2 separate regions of the Homo sapiens genome follow, and region 2 is linked to region 1. Evidence: chromatin loops called from intact Hi-C (ENCODE). Cell type or tissue: heart right ventricle. All regions are shown on one strand. Region 1 overlaps RNF103-CHMP3 (RNF103-CHMP3 readthrough). Region 2 overlaps RNF103-CHMP3 (RNF103-CHMP3 readthrough).

What was found. Hi-C counts contacts between places; a loop is a spot of excess contacts. Peaks named below come from ENCODE experiments on the same cell type or tissue, not always from the same donor. Only the 100,000 strongest peaks of a DNase experiment are listed, where the experiment ranks them.
Region 2: it touches region 1 in a loop (2.1-fold over the local background); 4 of 110 quality-filtered maps call a loop at or near these places.

The regions. Positions count from the first base shown.
Region 1 is chr2:86,588,179-86,596,178 of GRCh38, reverse strand. All of the region lies in intron 3 of RNF103-CHMP3 (RNF103-CHMP3 readthrough), which reads left to right. All of the region lies in intron 5 of CHMP3-AS1 (CHMP3 and RNF103 antisense RNA 1), which reads right to left. Among named protein-coding and RNA genes, the nearest start is that of CHMP3, 29 kb to the right of the region's middle. In heart right ventricle, no CTCF peak of the experiment used is centred here; a DNase peak (open chromatin) is centred at 3,152; H3K27ac peaks cover 3,771 bases.
Region 2 is chr2:86,541,386-86,549,385 of GRCh38, reverse strand. It overlaps RNF103-CHMP3 (RNF103-CHMP3 readthrough), which reads left to right. Exons shown (of 8, transcript NM_001198954.1): 4 at 7,074-7,134. CHMP3 (charged multivesicular body protein 3) reads left to right here. Exons shown (of 6, transcript NM_016079.4): 2 at 7,074-7,134. Among named protein-coding and RNA genes, the nearest start is that of CHMP3-AS1, 17 kb to the left of the region's middle. In heart right ventricle, no CTCF peak of the experiment used is centred here; no DNase peak of the experiment used is centred here.

The DNA of each region.
Region 1 (8,000 bases):
GGTTAATGAGCATTGGCTTCAACTTAAAGTCACCAGCTGTATTAACCCCTAACAAGAGAGTCAACCTGTCCTTTGAAGCTTTGAAACCAGGTGTTGACTTCTCTCTAGCTGTGAAGGTCCTAGATGGCATCTTCTTCCAATGGAAGGCTGTTTTGCCTACACTGAAAATCTGTTGTTTAGTGTACTCACCTTCATCAGTGATCTTAGCTAGATCTTCAGGATAATTTGCTGCAGCTTCTACATCAGCACTTACAGCTTCACCTTACACTTTTACGTTACAGAGACAGCTTCTTTCCTTAAACCTCATGAATCAACCAACCTCTGCTAGCTTCCAACTTTCCCTCTGCGGCTTCCTCACTTCTCTCAGCCTTCAGAATTGAAGAGAGTTGGGGCCTTGCTCTGGATTAGGCTTTGGCTTAAGGGAATTTTGTAGCTAGTTTGATCTTCTATCCAGACCACTACAACTTTCTTCATATCAGCAATAAGGCTGTTTCATTTTCTTATCATTCATATATTCACTGGAGTAGCACTTTAAATTTCCTTCAAGAACCTTTCCTTTGCATTCACGACTTGGCTGTTTGGCACAAGAGACCTAGCATTCAGCCTATCTCAGTTTTCAACATGCCTTCCTCACTAATCTTAATCATTTCTAGCTTTTGATTTAATGTGAGACCTGCAACTCTTTCACTTGAACACTTAGAGGCCATTGTAGGGTTATTAATTGGCCTAATTGAAGATGTCTGGCCAGTGCAGCAGTCAGAATACATGCAGCATTTATCAATTAAGTTCCTTGTATTATATGGGTTCAGTTCATGATGCCCCAAAACAGTTACGATAGTAACATCAATGATCACGGATTACAGATCACCATAACAGATATAATCATAGTGAAATAGTTTGATATATTGCTAGAATTACCAAAATGTGACACAGAGACACAAAGTGAGCCACATGCTGTTGGAAAAATAACACTGATAGAATTGCTTGACACAGGATTACAACAAACCTTCCATTTGTAAAAAAAAAGCACAGTATCTAGCCAGGCGCAGTGGCTCACGCCTGTAATCCCAGCACTTCGGGAGGCCGAGGTGGGTGGATCACCTGAGGTCAGGAGTTCGAAACCAGTCTGGCCAACGTGGTGAACCCCTGTCTCTACTAAAAATAAAAATTTAAAAAAATTGCTGGGCATGGTGGCACGCACCTGTAATCCCAGCTACTCGGGAGGCTGAGGCAGGAGAATTGCTTGAACCCGGTAGGTGGAGGTTACAGTGAGCAGAAATCGTGCCATTGCACTCCAGCCTGGGTGACAACAGCAAAACTCCATCTGAAAAAAAAGAAAAAACCCACAGTATCTGTGGTGCACAGTAAGGTGAAATGCAGTAAAACAAGGTATCCCTGACACTTATTACTGTCAAGTTCCCTTTGTTTATGTGCATAATGGGATAGTAGACTCCTTACATTAGACGTTAAATGGTTTTTGAATACTCTTATTTACAGTCTCTTTTAAAATACACTCTTTGTGTTGACATAGAGGATACTTAACTAAATTTATAGCCTATTTATCTAATAATGAAGAACAAAAGTAAGCTTGAAAATAGAGAAGCACCTAAAGAGATGTCAAAGGCATGCAGACGTTTTCTTATTCATAAGCATCTACTGAATGAATGAGGAGCCAGAGAGAATTTATTTTTACTTTGCATAGATTTCAATGAGCTTGTTGATCTGGCTTCCCAGTCTTCAGGAGTCACACCTATAGAAGCTATGGAGTAAGGGAGGGGCGTGCCAGAGGCAGGCCAAAGAGGTCATAGTTACAAACTTTGGTGTAAAGGATGGAAGTTATGAAGAAACAAAACAAAAGACAGTAGTTTGTGGCCAGGTAGTGCAGTAACAAATAATGTCTTGAAAGAATGTCACTATCTTGCCGACAATGATTCTGTGTCACCAAGAAAAATATTTTACCAGTATCATCTGCACAAGAAGTCAGGAAGATTCATTTTATAAAATTCGAAACAATTAACTTTGAAATGTTTTGGCAAAGTGAAAAGTTTCTGTTTCTAGGAAAACTCATTTTGGGGGGTGGAGTGAGAAGGACAGAAATCTTGTTCCTAGATTCCCTTATAAAAGGTTAATGGAGGCTGGGGTGGGGAGATCGCTTGCGCTCAGGAGTTCAATGCCAGCCTGGGCAACATGGTGAAACTCAATCTCTAAAAAATACAAAAATTAGCCAGGCATGGTGGCACGCATGCCTGTAGTCCCAGATACTTGTGGGGCTAAGGCAGGAGAATTGCTTGAACATGGGAAGAAAAAAAAAAAAAAGGTTAATGGCCTAACAGTCTCACCAATTTTGCCTTAAACCATGCCATCAGTTGTATAATATAAAAATGATGTTCACATGCAGTGTGTATTTAGTGTCACTACTGTTCTAAAATTATGTGAGCTCTTTTCATTGGGGAAGTTGCTTTGAGAATGCTGTCTATTTATTGACAAAACAGAGTCTTGGGCCACGTTTCCACATGCGTAACTTGGTTTTGTGAGGTCCTTTCACAAAGATGAAGTAGTAGGGTTTCAGGCACAGCAAAAGGAAAATTAGAACTTCTTGATATTTTCAGGGTAGCTTTTATTTTTATGGTTTAAGTGCTCTTCATTTATTTTCACTTAATTTCTGAGCCAAGTGGCTAAAACAGTAGGTTTCTGGAACAGAATTCCTCAAGCTGACTCCTAGCTTTGTTGCCAGAGGCTTAGGTAAGAGATACCTCTCAAAATGTCAAACATGGCAATGTCTTGGAATTTTAAAACCATCTTGTTAAAATTACTTATTAGTTTTGAATGTGGTGGACTTGGTGACCAATCTTGACGTATATTGCTTTGCTTTAAAAGCACCTAGGTTTGTTTAGTGAGGAAAAAAAAGAATGTGATTCTTACAGTTTTTCTGTTTAAAATAATAGAATCTGAGTGTCAGAAGCAAATGTGAAGGTCATTTAGTACAATTTTCTCTATGAATTTAGATCTTTTATGTCCCGGTTACAAATTGGCACACTTATCATCTGACAAAAGGCATGCTACATTTGCAAAAATCTATAAACATTCCACCTGCCAGGATCCACAGAAAAGCGAGCAGTGAGCTGGCAACGCAGCAAGAGCAAGTGCTGAAAGCCCAGATCTGGACACTTTGTTGGACACTTCCCAGTCATCATCTTTGGGAGGCAGGATGAGTCAGGAGTTTATCTTTTTTAAAAAGCTAGTTCTAATAGAACCTACTTGCTCTGAAATATATTTCCATTATTCATCAAAATGGCTCATAGTTAACCAGGATTTTTATTTAGAGAGAAACCTGTGAATGTAAGGTAGTAAAGATCATCCTCATGAGTTCAGCACTGAACTCATTTTACTACCCTGAACATCTCCAAAAAAGGGAACAGGAGGCAAGAGAGCAGCTTTCTTCTGCTTCAGCCAAGCATACTCTCTGCTGTTACTGAACAAGGGCAGATTTACACAGACTTTGCTATATTTCTGTGGCTATGGGAAGGATGAGAAGTAATACTACCAAAGCATGAAAAGGATGAGAGGTAACACTACCAAAGCAAAAGAGAGTTTGTTGCATACTATGCACTAGATTGGGCTATGCAGAAATTAAAGACCCTTTACAATTTCAAAGATTTCTAAGGATGAGAAAAGCCTGCAGTAACTCATTCAGTTGTATTCCTTTAACCTAAGCAGGAATGTATCTGATTAACCTATTCTGGAAAAACATGTCTTCAGAGTCCTAGATTTTGTTCAAGCAGCTTGGATTTTTTAGTCAAGGAACATGTGGTGTTAACTATAAGCTACATGTTATCTGAGAGTTATTCCACAGTCTGAATGGAGTAGTAGTGTTTTCTGAAATAATATTCCTATAGGGCAAACCACATGTAGGAAGTGGAAAGAGCTTTTGATGCCTCGTAGCATGTATTCATTAGCTAAAAAGGAGAGGGCTGGGACAGGAAAGGGATGGAACAAATGTGCAGCATCCTCACCAACTCTTGTTTGACCATTTCCAGCCATCTAGGGAAAATACATTATTTTATTCCTTTAGTTAAAGCTTTCATTGAAGGGAAATATGTCTTCGTAAAAGTATACAAGTTTCAAATATGAAGAATATTAATTTGTCACAAAGTCAACACCCTCATGTAACCCATCACCCAGATAAAGAAACAGAACAATTGTCACATTCAGAAGGAACCAGAGGGAGGTTCTACCTTCACATTTCTCCCCAAATGTAATCTCTATGATAACTTCTACATTCATAGATTCGTTTTGCCTCTTTTTAAGTGTTATACAATTTAAATCATGTAGGATATAGTCATTTGCCTACAGTTTCTTTTATTTACAATTGTGAGGTTCATCTCTGTCATATGTAGTAGTAGCTTGTTCATCTTCAGTACTGTGTAGAATTGTATGAACACACCACAATTTATAGTTATTCATTATATTGTGGTGAGCAATCTAGCTTATTTTCAGTTTTTGGCAATTACAAATAGTACTACTATAAATAAATATAAAAAAATAAAAACAGTAAGACAAAAAAGACTACTTCTATGAATATTCTTGTATATAATTTTGGTTCATATATATTCACATTTCTCTTGAGGGTGTTGCGTTATTGAGTGTGCTATGTTCATTTCTGGTAAACACGAATAGTGTTCTAAAGTAGTTGTACCAATTTACATTTTCTTCAGTGGTATAAGAGAGTTCCAGTGTTTCATATTCTTACTAACATTTGATGTTACATATATTTTTTCATATTAGCATTTCTGGTGACTGTATAGAGGTATATCTCTTTGTGGTTTTAATTTGCATTTCTCATTCCTATACACCAACACGAACCAAGCCACAAGCCAAATCAGGAACGCAATCCCATTCACAACTGCCACAAAAAGAAAAAAGTAGCTAGGAATACAACTAACCAGGAAGGTGGAAAATCTCTACAATAAGAATAACAAGACACTGCTCAAAGAAATCAGAGCTGACACAAACAAATGGAAAAACAGTCTATGCTCATGGATAGGAAGAAAAATATCATTAAAATGGCCATACTGCCCAAAGCAATATGCAGATTCAATGCTATTCCTATCAAACTACCAATGACATTCTTCACAGAACTAGAAAAAAACTATTTTAAAATTCATATGGAACCAAAAAAGAGCTCGAATAGCCAAGGCAATCCTAAGCAAAAATAACAAAGCTGGAGGCATCGCATTACCTGACTTCAAACTATACTACAGGGCTACAGGAACCAAAACAGCATGGTTCTGTTACAAAAATAGACACATAGACCAATGGAACAGAATAGAGAGCCCAGAAATAAGACCACACACCCACAACCATCTGATCTTTGACAAAGCTGACAAAAACAAGCAAAGAGGAAAAGACTCCCTATTCAATAAATGGTGCTGGGATAACTGACTAGCCATATGCAGAATATTGAAATTGGACCCCTTCCTTACACCATATACCAAAATCAACTCAAGATGGATTAAAGACTTAAATGTAAAACCCAAAACTATAAAAACCCTGAAAGACAGCCTAGGCAATACCATTCTGGTCACAGGAACAGGCAAAGATTTCAGGACAAAGATAACAAAAGCAAAAGTTGACAAATGGGATCTAATTAAACTTAAGAGCTGCATAGCAAAAGAAACTATCAACAGAGTAAACAAACAACCTACAGAATAGGAGAAACCATTTGCAAACTATGCATCTGACAAAGGTCTAATATTCAGCATCTATAAAAAACTTAAACAAATTTACAAGAAAAAAAACCCCACTAAAAAGTGGGCAAAGGACATGAATAGACAATTTTCAATAGAAGGCATACGTATGTCCAACAAGCATATGAATAAAAGCTTAATATCACAGATCATTAGAGAAATGTGAATCAAAACCACCAAACCATCTCACACCAGTTAGAATGGTTATTATTAAAAAGTCAAAAAATAACAGATGCTGGCAAGGTTGCAGAGAAAAGGGAACATTTATACATTGTTGGTGGGAGTATAAATTATTTCAGTCATTGTGGAAAGCAGTATGGTGATTTCTCAAAGAGTTAAAAACAGGACTACCATTCAACCCAGCAATCCCATTACCGGTTATATATCCAGAAGAATACAAATCATTCTGCCATAAAGACACATGTTCATTGAAGCACTATTCACAATATCAAAGACATGGAATCAACCTAAATGACCATCAGTGACAGATTGGATAAAAAAAATTGTGGTACATGTAGACCATGGAATATTATGCAGCCATAAAAAAGAACAAGATCGGCTGGCACAGTGGCTCACACCTGTAATTCCAGCACTTTGGGAGGCCGAGGCGGGAGGATCATCTGAGGTCAGAAGTTTGAGACCAGCCTGGCCAACATGGCGAAACCCTGTCTCTACTAAAAATACAGAAATTAGCCAGGCATGGTGGCATGTGCTTGTAGTCCCAGCTACTCAGGAGGCTGAGGCAGGAGAATCGCTTGAACCCAGGAGGCAGATGTTGCAGTGAGCCAAGATTGCGCCATTGCACTCCAGCCTGGGTGACAGAGCCAAGACTCTGTCTCAAAAAAACCAAAACAAAACAAAACAAAAAACAAAAGAAAATGAGATCATGTCATCTGCAGAAACATGGATGGAGCTGGAGGCCATTATCCTTAGCAAACTAATGCAGGAACAAAAAACCAAATCCTGCATGTTCTCTCTTACAAGTGGGAACTAAATGATGAGAACTCATGGACACAAAGAGGGGAGCAGCAGACACTAGGGACCAATTGAAGGTGGAGGGTGAGAGGAGGGAGAGAAGCAGAACAAATAGCTATTGCGTCCTTGTTAGTACCTAAGTGATGAAGTAATCTGTACAACAAAACCCCCGCGACATGAATTTACCTATACAACAAACCTGCACATGTATTCCTGAACCTAAAATAAAAGTTAAAACAAACGGAAAAATTTGCACTTCTCCAATGACTAATGAGGCTAAAACCGTTGTCATGTTTATTAGTAATTTGAAAAACCTCTTTTGGGAAGTGCTTGTTAAAATCTTTTGCCCATTTTTCTATTGGGTTTCTGTCTATCTTTTTCTTATTGAATTATAAGAGTTATGTACATATTTTAGATATGAGTGCTTTGTCAAATATATGTATTGCAAATGTTTTCTCCCAATCTGTGGCTTTCCTTTTTTAGGAGGAAGAAGGTTTTTTAAATCTTTTTTTTTTCTTAGGAAATTTCAATTATATACAAAAGTAGAGAGATTAATATGATTAATTCCCATCTACTCAACTTCAACAATTATCGACTCATAGCCAACCTTGTTTCAGCTATATCCTCACTAAAAATCACCCTCTTCCATTGCCCTAATCTGCCCTTTTGTTTCCATTATTTAACTGTTAGGCCTTTAATACTTAATTTAACAGTCATTTATTTATTCTTCCTATATTAATTGGATTATATCTAATTGAATTAATAGTTAAATCCAGTGAATGCATTTTCTTACTTATATTACTTTAGCTCTCTGCCTATGGTGACTCTGTTAAGCATTTCCTCCTTGCAATTCCTTTCCCTTGAACTTCTGTGGTACTACTCTACCTGATTTTCACCTACTTCTCTGATCTTCCCTTCATAATTTCCTTCCTGGAATTTTCTTCCTCCCTTGCTTCTTCAGAGTTATTGTTTTCCTAGAGTTCTGTTCCAGTTTTTAATCAATTTGGGTGATTTCATCAATACTCATGTCTTTGACTCCCACATACTGAATCTACATCTGTAGTCCAGAACACTCTATTCAATACCAGATCTGCAAATAGACTATCTGCTGGACATCTCACTTGGATGACCCACAGGCATCCAAGGCAGACTGCTGATTGCCTCCCCCAGCTCTAATCCATTCTTCCATTATACTAGATTTCAAAGTTTTTTAAAATTAGAACTTTTTTTAGAGCTCTTAGGTTCACAGCAAAAGAGAGAAGGTACAGAGGTTTCCCT
Region 2 (8,000 bases), 47 kb after region 1:
CCCAGCCGCCACCCCATCTGGGAAGTGAGGAGCGTCTCTGCCCGGCCGCCCATCATCTGGGAAGTGAGAAATGCCTCTGCCCGGCCGCCCCGTCTGGGAGGCGAGGAGCGCCTCTGCCCTGCCGCCCCGTCTGGGAGGCGAGGAGCGCCTCTGCCCGGCCGCCCTGTCTGGGAGGCGAGGAGCGCCTCTGCCCGGCTGCCCAGTCTGGGAAGTGGGCGCCTCTGCCCGGCCGCCCCGTCTGGGACGTGAGGGGCGCCTCTTCCCGGCCGCCCCGTCTGGGAGGTGAGGGGCGTCTCTGCCCGGCCGCCACCCCGTCTGGGAAGTGGGGGGCGCCTCTGCCCGGCTGCCCTTCATCTGGGAGGTGGGGAGCGCCTCTGCCTGGCCGCCCCATCTGGGAGGCTAGGAGCGCCTCTGCCCAGCTGCCCATCATCTGGGAGGTGGGGAGCACCTCTGCCCGGCCCATCATCTGGGAGGTGGGGAGCACCTCTGCCCGGCTGCCCATCGTCTGGGATGTGAGGAGCGCCTCTGCCCGGCCACCACCCCATCTGGGAAGTGAGGTGCGCCTCTGCCCGGCCGCCCCGTCTGGGAGGTGAGGAGCACCTCTGCCCGGCTGCCCCGTCTGGGAAGTGAGGAGTGCCTCTGCCCGGCCACCCCATCTGGGAAGTGTACCCAATAGCTCCGAAGAGACAGTGACCATCGAGAACAGGCCATGATGACGATGGCGGTTTTGTTGAAAAGAAAAGGGGGAAATGTGGGGAAAAGAAAGACAGATCAGATGGTTACTGTGTCTGTGTAGAAAGAAGGAGACATAGGAGACACCATTTTGTTCTGTACTAAGAAAAATTCTTCTGCCTTGGGATGCTGTTAATCTATAACCTTACCCCCAACCCCGTGCTCTCTGAAACATGTGCTGTGTCAACTCAGGGTTAAATGGATTAAGGGTGGTGCAAGATGTGCTTTGTTAAACAGATGCTTGAAGGCAGCATGCTCATTAAGAGTCATCTCCACTCCCTAATCTCACGTACCCAGGGACACAAATACTGCGGAAGGCCGCAGGAACCTCTGCCTAGGAAAACCAGAGACCTTTGTTCACGTGTTTATCTGCTGACCTTCTCTCCACTATTATCCTATGACCCTGCCACATCCCCCTCTTTGAGAAACACCCAAGAATGATCAATAAATACTAAAAAAAAAAAAAAAAAAAAAGAGAACTCCTCCTCTAACCTGAAATCATAAATGTATTCTCCTATACTGTCTTCTTAAAACACCACAGTTTTGCATTCCATATGTCTTCAGTCCACCTAGAATGAATTTCAGTGAAGGATGGAACAGGAATTCAATCATTTTGTTTTCTATTTGTCTTAAGCTGTCTCTCAGCATTGTTCATGGAAAATAACCTCTTAATGGTGTTAGTTTCCTTTGCCTAGTTTCGCATATAATAGACCTCTGTGAATGAATTTGAATAAAGGATAATATTTTGGTAGTGTGAAACTCTTTCTATAGGTTCCTTGTGGTTTTCAAATATATTGTCTAATTTACTAGTTGATTTTTTATTCTGTACACGTTATGTTCTGTTTTACTTAATTATAAGGGCCTCATTTACTACTGAAATCCTATTGGCACTAAATAAATATTTGTCAAATTTTCTTTACATCTGTTTTAAATTTCCTTTTATTGTAGTAGTCTTTACAGTTATGAGACTTGCTTGATACATTTTCTTGAGCTCTTTGTCTTAGACTGTGTTTCTTAACTCTAACATAACATTATAGTCACCTGAAGAGATTTTAAATGCTACCTGTCATTTGGGCTCTACCTCTGGCCCAGTTAAATTAGTATTTTTAAAGTTTCCCAGTTGACTTTTGTGTAGTTCAGGTTGAGAAGCACTGGTCGGAGACATGACTGGATACTTTTGGTTCTTCAGATTTCTCTTAGGTAAGTTTTTCTTTTTTGCAAAGCCCCTTTTGATTTTACAAGTTTAGAAGGAATTTCTCTTTTTGACAGATTTTATGAAACTTTTACTCTTTGACATTTAAAAACATACATAGAAAGTTTCTGAAGATTGTTACATAAGTGTTATTTATGGCTGAAATTTTTTGTCCCATCACATCTTGTATTCCGTGCAATCAAATTCAACAGATATTTATTATCCTTTGTGCCAGGCATTATGCAAGGGCTTGGTGAATAAGAGAAGGTCTTTGACTTTCTGGAGCTTATAGTCTATATTTGTAAGTAATCATAAGTATAATGAGCTCTCCAAAAGAGGTGGGGGTATAGGGTTCTGTGCAGTTGTACTGCCTGGAGGGTTGAACCTATTCTGTGAGTCAGGGAATGTCTCCCTGAAGTAACATTTAAGCTGAGACTTTAAGAAGAAGTTCAGAAAACACATTCTTTAGATAAACTGGACTTTTTCAAAATTAAAAACTTGTGTTTCAAAGGACATTATTGAGAAAGAAGACTTTCTTGAATGGGAGAAAATATTTGCAAATCCCATATCAGTAAAGGGTCTACTACTATCAGAAGGTAAAAAGAACTCATACAACCCAACAAACAGACAACTCAATTAAAAAATGGGCAGAAGATATGAATAAACAATTCTCCAGAGGAGATATACAAATGACCAACAAGCACATGAAAAGATGTCCAACTTCGGCTGGGTGCAGTGGCTCACACCTTTAATCCCAGCACTTTGGGAGGCTGAGGCAGGTGGATTACCTGAGGTCAGGAGGTGTAGACAAGCCTGGCCAACGTGGTGAAATCCCGTCTCTACTGAAAATGCAAAAATTAGCCAGGTGTGGTGGTGAGCGCCTGTAATCCCAGCTACTTGGGAGGCTGAGGCAGGAGAATCACTTAAACGCTGGAGGTGGAGGTTGCAGTGAGCTGAGATTGCGCCACTGTACTCCAGCCTGGCCAACAAGAGCGAAAGTCCGTCTCAAAAAAAAAAAAAAAAGTCCAACTTCACTGGGCATTAAGAAAATGTAAATCAAGCTCTCCTACTCCCCCTCCCCCTCCCCCCCTTCCCCTCCCTTCGGGTCTCCCTCTGTTGCCGAGGCTGGACTGTACTGCCGTGATCTCAGCTCGCTGCAACCTCCCTGCCTTGGGCTCCCATGATTCTCCTGCCTCCGGCCTGCCGAGTGCCTAGGATTGCAGGCACGCACCGCCACACCTGACTGGTTTTTGTATTTCTGGTGGAGACGACGGGGTTTCACTGTGTTGACCGGGCTGGTCTCCAGCTCCTGACCTCGAGTGATCTGCCTGCCTCGGCCTCCCGAGGTGCTGGGATTGCAGACGGAGTCTCGCTCACTCAATGCTCAACGTTGCCCAGGCTGGAGTGCAGTGGCGTGATCTCAGCTCGCTACAACCTCCACCTCCCAGCCGCCTGCCTTGGCCTCCCAAAGTACTAAGATTACAGCCTCTGCCCAGCCACCACCCCGTCTAGGAAGTGAGGAGTGTCTCTGCCTGGCCGCCCATCCTCTGGGATGTGAGGAGCCGCTCTGCCCGGCCGCCCTGTCTGGGAAGTGAGGAGCGCCTCTGCCCTGCCGCCCTGTCTGGGAAGTGAGGAGCGCCTCTGCCTGGCCACCCCATCTGGGAGGTGAGGAGCGCCTCTGCCCGGCCACCCATCGTCTGAGAAGTGAGGAGCGCCTCTGCCCAGCCGCCCCATCTGGGATGTGAGGAGCACCTCTGCCTGGCCGCCCTATCTGGGAACTGAGGAGTGCCTCTGCCCGGCCACCCCGTCTGGGAACTGAGGAGCGCCTCTGCCCGGCCACCCCATCTGAGAAGTGAGGAGCGCCTCTGCCCGGCAGTCGCCCCGTCTGGGAAGTGAGGAGCGCCTCTGCCCGGCAGTCGCCCCGTCTGGGAAGTGAGGAGCGCCTCTGCCCGGCAGTCGCCCCATCTGGGATGTGAGGAGCGCCTCTGCCCGGCCGCCCCGTCCAGGAAGTGGGGAGTGAGGAGCGCCTCTGCCCGGCCACCCCGTCTGGGAAGTGGGGAGCGCCTCTGCCCGGCCACCCCGTCCGGGAGGTGAGGAGCGCCTCTGCCCGGCCGCCCTTCGTCCGGGAGGTGAGGAGCGCCTCTGCCCGGCCGCCCTTCGTCCGGGAGGTGAGGAGCGCCTCTGCCCGGCCGCCCTTCGTCCGGGAGGTGAGGAGCGCCTCTGCCCGGCCGCCCTTCGTCCGGGAGGTGAGGAGCGCCTCTGCCCGGCCGCCCTTCGTCCGGGAGGTGAGGAGCGCCTCTGCCCGGCCGCCCTTCGTCCGGGAGGTGAGGAGCGCCTCTGCCCGGCCGCCCTTCGTCCGGGAGGTGAGGAGCGCCTCTGCCCGGCCGCCCTTCGTCCGGGAGGTGAGGAGCGCCTCTGCCCGGCCGCCCTTCGTCCGGGAGGTGAGGAGCGCCTCTGCCCGGCCGCCCTTCGTCTGGGAGGTGAGGAGCGCCTCTGCCCGGCCGCCCCGTCTAGGAAGTGAGCGTCTCTGCCCGGCTGCCCCGTCTGGGAAGTGAGGAGCGCCTCTGCCCGGTCGCCCCGTCTGGGAAGTGTACCCAACAGCTCCGAAGAGACAGCAACCATCAAGAACGGGCCATGATGACGATGGCAGTTTTGTCAAAAAGAAAAGGGGCAAATGTGGGGAAAAGAGAGATCAGATGTTACTGTGTCTGTGTAGAAAGAAGTAGACATAGGAGACTCCATTTTGTTCTGTACTAAGAAAAATTCTTCTGCCTTGGGATGCTGTTAATCTATAACCTTACCCCAAACCCGGTGCTCTCTGAAACATGTGCTGTGTCAACTCAGGGTTAAATGGATTAAGGGTGGTGCAAGATGTGCTTTGTTAAACAGATGCTTGAAGGCAGCATGCTCGTTAAGAGTCATCACCACTCCCTAATCTCAAGTACCCAGGGACACAAACACTGCGGAAGGCCTCAGGGACCTCTGCCTAGGAAAACCAGAGACCTTTGTTCACGTGTTTATCTGCTGACCTTCTCTCCACTATTATCCTATGACCCTGCCACATCCCCCTCTTTGAGAAACACCCAAGAATGATCAATAAGTACTAAAAAAAAAAAAAAAAGAAAATGTAAATCAAAACAGTGAGATACCACTTCACACTCAGCAGACAGCTATCATAAAAAAATTAGAAAATAACAGGTATTGGTGAGATGTGGTAGAAATGGTAACCAAAAGGTGTAAACAACCCAGATTTCCATTAACAGTTGAATGGATAAACGAGTTGTGTTATACACATATAAAAGAATAATTTCCAGCCATAAAAAGGACTGAAGTACTGATACAGGCTACAACATGGAGGCACCTTGAAAACATCATGTTAAATAAACCAGAAACGAAAAGTTAACACATTGTGTGATTCCTTTCATATTCAGAATAAGCAATCCCATAGAGACAGGAAGCAAATTAGTGGTTGCCAGGGAACTGGGGAGGGGGAGATAGGAAGAGATTATTTAAAGGGTATAGGGAGGTGGTGGTTGTATGACATTGTAAATGCACTAAATGCCAGTGAATTGTATACTTTAAAATGGTTAATTATATAAATTTCACTTCCAAAAAAAGTACATAAACCTGATTAGATTTTTAAAACTTGTATGACCACACAGTTTTAAGTGCATAAGTATTTTTTCTGAGTGGAGTTGGTCAACCTAAATAAAAAACAGAGAGAGGTTCCCTAGAAGAAAATGATGGTTATTTGGCAACAGCATTGCAGTGGGAATGTACTTGCCGTGGTAAACTATGTATATATTCAAGGACGTAAAGGAAGACAGATTTTTAAAGGGAAAAGGAGGATTATGTAATTGTTTTAAAATGATTATGATAGGCTACAGAGGTCAATAACAAGAGTGATGCCAGTCCAAGTTTGGACAGGCAGTTGCTGGGCAGATGTCCTTGTGGAAGTATTTTTTGTGTAAGATTGCAGTGCCTTTGAGCAAGCAAGGCTGTGGTTTTTGCAGAATCTTTTGTGATAGGTTTTGTTTAGGTATACAAGTGTGAGAACCCTCTTAGCCTTTCCAGCTCTATATGTCAGATTTTTTAATACACTAGTGACTTCATTTTGATTCTGACAACTTTCACAAATTATTACAATTGTTGTTGCATAATAAATATTTTACAGATTTTGTTCAATATTAAACATTAAAAATGAAATTTATTGGAAATTCATCTTCTAATGGTATGGACTTTTAAAAAATGCCATTTAGTCTGTATGTCCATGGATGACTGCTACATGAATGAATGCTACAAGGGTTCAGCATAAATTCTGTTCTGTTTTATGATTTATCAGACTCAAGTGCTGAGAAACCTTGTTGATGTAATAAAATGGTAATGGAAGGAGTTTAGTTATAGCAGTGTCACTCAGTTTTTTGAGCTTCTGAGTCATGTACTAAAAAGCACATAGTAATTTAGCATAAAATTGACTTTTAATGATTAATTGACTCATAACTCAGGTTTTCCTTCAGTGTTTTTGAAACGTGAAGAATTGGAAAACAGTTCACTTGCATAATAATTTGGTAATCATTAGAGTAATTTACTACTTTCTCAACACCTCCACCAGCATTTCCAGTCCACCCTATGTTTAGTGCTTCAGAAATTTTTGCCTGTCAGGAAACTACCATGGTAATAAGAGACATAGGTTAGGGGAATGTTTTTCTTTTGTAAAATGGAAAAGCATTATTTTTAAAGGGAAAAAGGGAAAGATGAGTTCTCATGACACAGACAGAGTAGTTTTTGAAATGACTACCTGTGAAAGATGAAAATTTTCTGATGCTCTTAAAGCTAACTGTGCACTTGGACCTCTTCAAATCTTTGTGTACCTAGACAGTACCGTACTCTTTCCGAGGTTTTATATAAAGTGCTGCTTACAGCCTGCCCTCGGCTACGAATCTTTGAATAACTTAAAACTCCTGTGCACTGTGAATAAAAAGAGGTGAAATTAAAAAAAAGTAAAATTTGACCCTAAAGCTCTGTCTTTGAAAATGGCTTTTTAAATTTTGTGTCTGTAATAAATGTGGAGTTAATACAAAATTCTTAAATTAGATTGAGTTAGGAGTTTCGGCTTTTCTCCTCATTCCTTTTCTAAAAATTTTCCCAGGTCAATGAGTGGTCATTGAAGATAAGAAAGGAAATGAGAGTTGTTGACAGGCAAATAAGGGGTAAGTTATCATTTTATGTCTTCTATTTTTCACCCTCTTGGTATATTTTGCTTCAGTTCATAAAAATAAACTGCATTTATATATCATAAGACATAGTTTATTCCTATATCAGTTATTTATAGCTGTCTGACTGATTTTGCTTTTTAATTCTGTAATCAGTATTAAAAAAAGATAATGAGTTAGAAGAAACTTTATATTTTGGAAGAGCAAAAGAAACCTCTTGCTACTTATAAAGAAATGCCTTTTATGGAATTCAAATTAAATAAATTATACATAAGTAAGAAATACAATTTCATTGTCACTGCTCTATCTTAGCATGACTGTAAATTGAGGACAGTATGTTTATAAATAAAGTTGATTTTTTTTGTTTAGTACCATTTAAGATGATTTGCAAAGGGATGGTAATATTTAAAACTTTTAAGGTTTTTAACACTTTCATGATTGGAGAAGAGTTAATATCATAAAGGTATCCCAGTATCACTTTCTTTAAAAAGAATTGGAGAGGGAAATTCCACTCCCAGCCATGAAGGAGTAATTGCTTTTCAACTTGCATTCTCATCGTAAATAAAAATTTGGACAAAGCAAGAGAGAAAAAAACTGGACAAAAATCTGTGAAACAGCTGTTTTCAAACATTGGGCAGCTGGCAGTACAGGGTTGTGATCACTGAGAGAATAGAAACAAAGACAGAGAGTCTTAATATGACCCTGTCATTCTGCTTGGAGATACTTTCTGGATTATAGCCCATGGAAGGACATTCCAAGCAGAGCATAGTGGTTTCACTGGGTTGAGAATAGAGATAAGGGTTCAGGGAGTGGCTGGAATTTGTGGGGCCGAGTATCAGAGAGAATGGAAATACTCAGAGAAA